Regions from separate parts of the Homo sapiens genome. Here region 2 is linked to region 1. A link is a contact called in ENCODE Hi-C data. All regions are on one chromosome and are shown on one strand. Each heading gives the region's core, a stretch centred on a gene start or an enhancer-like site at or near the end of the contact. The rest is flanking DNA. Distances are from core to core; before and after follow the strand shown.

The links. A loop is a pair of places that touch in the nucleus more often than their neighbours do. Pooled maps may share reads with other maps.
Region 2: a map of heart left ventricle shows a loop between it and region 1 (3-fold over the local background). The contact joins two enhancer-like sites. A Hi-C loop is called at or near these places in 1 of 168 maps with a recorded cell type or tissue (heart left ventricle), 1 of 37 single-sample maps with no recorded cell type and 7 of 50 pooled maps.

Annotation. Positions count from the first base shown.
Region 1 is chr17:47,224,212-47,227,327 of GRCh38, forward strand. It overlaps a transcript of MYL4 not described here. Among named protein-coding and RNA genes, the nearest start is that of MYL4, 16 kb to the left of the region's middle. RefSeq lists an enhancer at 1,192-1,486. Within about 2 kb of position 1,345, at least 22 of the 41 ENCODE cell types and tissues checked have a DNase peak (open chromatin) inside an H3K27ac peak, as active enhancers do.
Region 2 is chr17:47,808,865-47,811,880 of GRCh38, forward strand. It overlaps OSBPL7 (oxysterol binding protein like 7), which reads right to left. Exons shown (of 23, transcript NM_145798.3): 17 at 1,908-1,971; 18 at 1,730-1,808; 19 at 470-614; 20 at 212-356; 21 at 1-126. Among named protein-coding and RNA genes, the nearest start is that of OSBPL7, 11 kb to the right of the region's middle. RefSeq lists enhancers at 1-36, 37-537. Within about 2 kb of position 1,472, at least 14 of the 41 ENCODE cell types and tissues checked have a DNase peak (open chromatin) inside an H3K27ac peak, as active enhancers do.

The sequences.
Region 1 (3,116 bases), core at 95-2,594:
TACAGTTCCACATGGCTGGGGAGGCCTCACAATCATGGCGGAAGGCAAGGAGGAGCAAAGGCACATCTTACATGGATGGCGGCAGGCAAAGAGAGCTTGTGCAGGGAAATTCCCCTTTTAAAAACCATCAGATCTTGTGAGACTTATTCACTATCATGAGAACAGCATGGGAAAGTTACCTCCTACTGGGTCCCTCCCACAACACATGGGAATTCAAGATGAGATTTGAGTGGGGACACAGCCAAACCATATCAGTAATGAATCTCCAGAACCTTTTCATTTCCACCAGCAGAAACACTGTACTCAATAAATAACTCCCCATTCCCTCCTTCCCCCAGCCCCTGGCAATCAGCATTCTACTTTCCATTTCTATGAATTTGACCACCCTGGATAAGTGAAATCAGACAGTGTTTGTCTTTTGTGACCGGCTTATTTCACTTAGCACAATGTCCTCGTGTTCCTTTTTTAAGGCGGAATCATGTCCCATTGTATAGGTCAACCACGGTTTGGTTTGGTCCTCGCTTTTTTAGGTGCCTCTTCCTCTGAGTGCAAAGCTCCTGGTACCTGGTTCAGTCCTGCCTGTTCTGGACATCTCATTGACTCCAGACCCAGGATTCCAGCTCAGTGCCCTGGAAAGAGTCAGGGTCAGAGGTCAGGAACCTCAGGCTGAGAGAGGAGGAGAGTGGGGAGAGGCACGTGGAAAAGAGACGCCTGAAAACCAGCAATTGGGAAGAAGGAGCAAGATGATGTGAGGAAGTTAAACACACATGTATATGAGTAGAAATATTTATATGGGAGCACAGGGGTCCAGTCATCCCAGAAAGGGAGTCCTTACATCCCTGAGGACTCCCCAAGGTGAAATAAATCCTTCCCATGGCCTTTCTGTTGCCTAACTATCAATCATCCAGCCACAGAACTCTGTGAAACATCTAAGAATTCAGCCAAGGCTGCCTGCCTGTCATGGGAAGCTGAGAACCATGAGCCCAAGTTTGCTTTTCTTAGAATTTACAGTCTGGCTGGGGAGACAAGGCCAAGGTCTATATACATGCCCTTTGTTTCCCAGATTTTCTTTGAGGAAGGGTTTCAGCTTTGTGAGTGACTGGTTGAAACACAAAACCAGGGATCTTTATACGGTTGAGCAGGGGTTCATTGAATCCAGTGGTTCTCAAACTTTGGTTTAGACCCATAGCCTTTTGTTCGAACTAAATTTTATGGGGAAGTCAGTGCATGAAACTGAAGAGAACAGAGTTTCTCTGGCTGAGGAGGAGAGGGCTGGGTTCAGGCTTCTTGGAGCCTCTAACTAGGCTCCTTGGAGCAGAGCCAGTTCACCGATTAGTCAGACTTCCTAAGAGTCAAAATCAGGAAAACAGATCCTTAAATGGGAAGTGACTTAATCAAGGTCACAGCTAATGTTGACAAGGTCCCCTGAATTCTACATTGTTTCAATTTTCAACACACCATTTTCAACCTGCCTTTGAAATGTTTTCCAAGCTTGGCTCTTAGGACTCTTTTCCTTGTCCCTACCTCGCAGACTGCTCTTTTTGGCCTCACTTTCTGCTCCTTTTCTTTAAATCACACCCCCAGTTTGAAATGCCAACATTCTCCTTAGCACTGGGGCCTCGTCAGGTTTTCCTCCTTCCCTTCTTTTTTTTTTTTTTTTTTTTGGTTTTTTAACATTTATTTTAGGTTCAGGGGCACATGTGCAGGTTTGTTACATAGGTAAATTGCATGTCTCAGGGGTTTGGTGTACAGATTATTTCACCACCCAGGTAATATACATAGTACCTGATAGGTAGTTTTTTGATCCTCACCCTCCTCCCTCTCTTCTTTCTTTCTTCAGCAAGTATTTATTGCTCACTGTATTCACTTGTGAGGAACTGGAGTTAAGGTTCCCAGTGATTTGAAAACTGAAAGTGTTTTCCTTGCCCAAAGTAGCTTACTGTCCACTTAAGCAAGCACATAAGTATCCAGGGATAAATAGAGAATGATCCCCAAATAGCATAGGGATAACTCCATCTATGTAACATACAGTGTAAGTTTTAAGGAACCAATACAAGGAGGAACCAGAAAGAAGTGAGGCATTACAAATATTTTCTCTGGGAGAAGGGCTTTCAGTGAGACCTTAAAGGAAAAGGTGCCCCAAGGTTGGTGCTTAGCCCCAGGGAGAAGAAGAGCATGAACAGAGGTCATAGCTCACTTACTAATTCAACAGATGCCCATTGGGTACCTGCTGTGCACATGGCACTGGCATGAGCCTTGGGGATATACTGAACCACACAGACATGGCCCCTGTCCTCAAGGAGCTTTCAGTCTAGTGGGAAGACAGACATTAGTTATAATCATGTGACAACATCAGCCAACATTTATTGAACACAGTATTAATTAAGATTATATTTGGCTGTGCGTATGGACACCAAAACACAGTGGCTTAAGAGACATGGAAGTGCGTTTCTTCCTCCCATTACAATCCAGAGATTGGCAGTCCCTGGCTGGCACAGCCGGCATGCTCCACAGTCCTCAGGGACCCAAGTTCTTTTATCGTATGGTGTCTCAGTGTGTGACCTCTACACATGGTCTAAGATGCTGCTCCGGCTCAGCCATCACTTCCACTGAGAGAATAGTTCAGGAAGCATTTTATTTTCTTTTCTCTCTCTTTTTTTTGAAATGGAGTCTCACTCTGTGATCCAGGCTGGAGTGCAGTGGCACGATCTCAGCTCACTGCAACCTCCACCTCCCAGGTTCAAGCGATTCTCCTGCCTCAGCCTCCCGAGTAGCTGAGATTACAGGTGCGCGCCACCACACCCAGCTAATTTTTTGTATTTTTAGTAGAGATGGGGTTTCACCATGTTGGCCAGGCTGGTCTCAAACTCCTGACCTCAGGTGATCCACCTGCCTTGGCCTCCCAAAGTGCTGGGATTACAGGTGTGAGCCACCGCGCCCAGCCGGGAAGCATTTTCTACTTCACAAACCTCCTTGGGAACCAGTGCAACTTATTTGCTGCCTCCATGGTGTTGGGCTTGTTTATCTGAAGACAGAAGAGACTCTTGTCCTCCTAGTCATCCCTTCCCCAACCCTGTACTTTGCCCGGCCCATAACTAAGGTTTGGCACTTGCCCC
Region 2 (3,016 bases), core at 222-2,721, 580 kb after region 1:
TCTGGTCTGGCCGGAGTCTCGTGTCGGTGGAAGGCAGCGACCGTTTCAGCTCTGCTGTCAGCTCATTCAGCTCCAAGGCAAACTGGGTGAAGCCGAAGTTTCGCTCATGGTCGGGGGGCATTGAGTCTGGGGGAAGGCAAGGGGCTGGGGCAGGTGCACCATGCCTGAGCTGCTCCAGCCTCACCCAGCCCTCTGTGACCCCTCCACTTACTGGGTTTCCAGATGCACTGGCCACCTGGCGTGGGTCCCCGGTACAGCCCCTCGTGCCACTTCCCAAAGAGTCGGTGGAGGACACGGCCACTCCGACTGAGCACAGCGCCCTGCACCTCGTGGACATTGGAACTCCAGTACTTGGCCTGGGGTGGGGAAGGCAGGGTTTAGGGAGGTGTCCCCTCCCCCTTAGCCAGGGTGACCTCCAGAGACAGAGGCTGCCGGGGATGGATGGGCAGGGTCAGGGTGGCACACACACCTTGCAGAAGGTGATCTTGCAGTGGCAGGAGCTGTCCTGTGTGTTTCGGATGAGCACCTCCCCATAGTGCTCGATCCAGCGCTGACCACTCAGGACATTGTGAATGCAGGATGTCACCTTGTTCCACTCAAAGTGGTCCCCAAACCTGAGAAAGACAAGGTATGGAAGGGCAGCTGGCTGGCCCCAGGGAACAAGTGAGTCAGGGGCCTCCTGTCTTGCTGAAGCAGGTCATGTGGGCCTGTGACAGGAACCCTGGGGTCCCAACTCCAGTTCTGCAGTGAAGGATGACTTATATTCACAAGGAAGAGTGGCCTTCACAGAACGTATTCAACGAAAACATCTCCACTCATCTACAAAGCCCCTGAGTGCCTGAGCAACAGGGATGAAAATACACAAAGTGTCCTGCCCCTGGGCACCAGGAACCGTGTGTACGTTCACATCCGTTATCCTGCTTAATCCTCACCTCTCTTGGGTATTACTTCTTACTGTCATGTCACAGGCAAGCAGGCTCAAGGCTCTGAAGTGTCAAGTCTTTTTGCTGCTTGCATCACTATTTTCTTTTCTTTTCTTTTCTTTTCTTTTTTTTTTTTTTTTGAGACAGAGTCTTGCTCTGTTGCCCAGGCAGGCTGGAGTGCAGTGCAGTGGTGCAATCTCAGCTCACCACTACCTCCGCCTCCCAGGTTGAAGCAATTCTCCTGCCTCAGCCTCCCCAGTAGCTGGGACTACAGGCTGGTGCTAATTTGCATCACTATTGAGTGGCAGAACTCATGGCTTCTGACTCCAAAATCCAGGATCTCTACCACAACACCCAGACCACTTTCAATACCCTTTTTCTTTCTGGCTTCAGACCTCTGCCTGTAAAATTAGCTAGATGAGAGTTTTTCAAATTTTGTCTGTGACCCCTGAGTCCTGAGATCAATTTAGGTTTCTGTGTGTGTGTATGTGTACACATTGGCTTGAAGTCTCAAAGGCATTTCTGACTGTGAGACTGTGAGTCATGGTCAAAAAAGTGTGAAAACCGCTGAGTCAGATGACCTCGATGGGCCCTTCCAGCTCTACTACGTTCCAAGGCTTTTCATCTTTCTCTATTGGCAACTGCTGTAAATATAGGTGTAAAACCTACAGACACTGACGCCACTGCAAGCAGCTTCAGGCCAGACCTTCCTATCCCGTCCTTATCCTGTCCCTAAGGCCACGCCCCCTCCAGCCTGAAGGATTGCCTGTGGCTTGGCCTGGCTGCTGAGAGTCTAAGAATCCCACCTGGGCAGGCTGACGTTGACTGTTCCCACAGGCACAATCTCCAGGGATTTGCCCCAGAACTTGTTCTTCCACTTCATATCTGGAATTGGATTAGGGGAGGGAGAGTGAACAACAGAGATAAGGCCAGAGGGTGTTCCCTTTGCCCAGGGCCACCCCGGCCCTGCCCTCTACTCCTCACCTTGCCAGAAGGCGAAGTTCTCAGACTCTGCATGGCAGGCCGAGATAGGGGGGTGGTGGGAGACCTTGGTGAGCAAAGAAGTTATCTTGAGGCTGTCCCCGAGCACCATTAGGCTACCCCAAAGTCCCTTATTCCCACCCCTAGTTCCCCTAAGTACCACAAGACCAGTTGGTTCCAGGTTTCCTGTCCCTATCACCCTTGGCCACCTCCTAAACCCATCATCCTCCCTTCTTCCCATGAGGCCCCTATGTTCTCCCTTCTCACTCGCTCTTCCTCAGAAGCTCCCCTGGCTGGCCCTGTCTATGGCGTCCTCCAGAACCCCTGCTCAAGCCTGAAAAGTTCCCCGCAACAGTGATGGGTGGGGCCTCCACCCCATGCCCTGCCTGAAACCCAGCCCTTGCTGATGACCCTCTTCCCCACCATCTCCCCCCACCCCACCCCAAAGCTGATCATCGCCCTGCAACCTCCACCCCACACCCTTGGAAACACTTGGCCTTGTTCCCACTTGGAATGGCTCCACATCTGGAGCCTTCAATTCCAACATCCCACAGCCTGCCTGCCTTGCCTCTCTCTCCGTTCCCTGTCGCCCACAGCTCCAGCCAAGATGACCAGGTCCCCGACTGCACTGCCCTCCCATGGTCTGCCAGCCCCATCCTGCCCTTCACAGCACTCTCAGCTAATACCTTCAGCCACCTCCCCCACTTGCCAGAAATGCCAGCACCGGCCTCCTCTGTGCATCCCTGGCTCTGACTCTGTTGCCAAAACACAGACACGACCCACACTAAGAAACTGCTAAATCTACAATGTCCTGTATCTGGGGCCTTGACATCCCTCACCAATCCTCCTCTGAGGACCCAGGCACAAGCCAGGCCCTTCGAACCTCATTCGCCTCCCACAGTCTGTGGCAGAACAGAAGTGGGTCAGGGGGGCGATTCCTTCTGTCTGGCGGCAGTCAGCCTGCTCCCACTGATGCCCCCCAGGCTGCCCACTCCTCCTCCTTCTGCACCTTCAGTCTTTCCCTCTTTATTTCTCTTTCTCTCTGAATATAAAGATTGTCTGTTTCTTCCACCTTAAAAAATAGTAAATCTTTCTCTTCTAGACACACACTT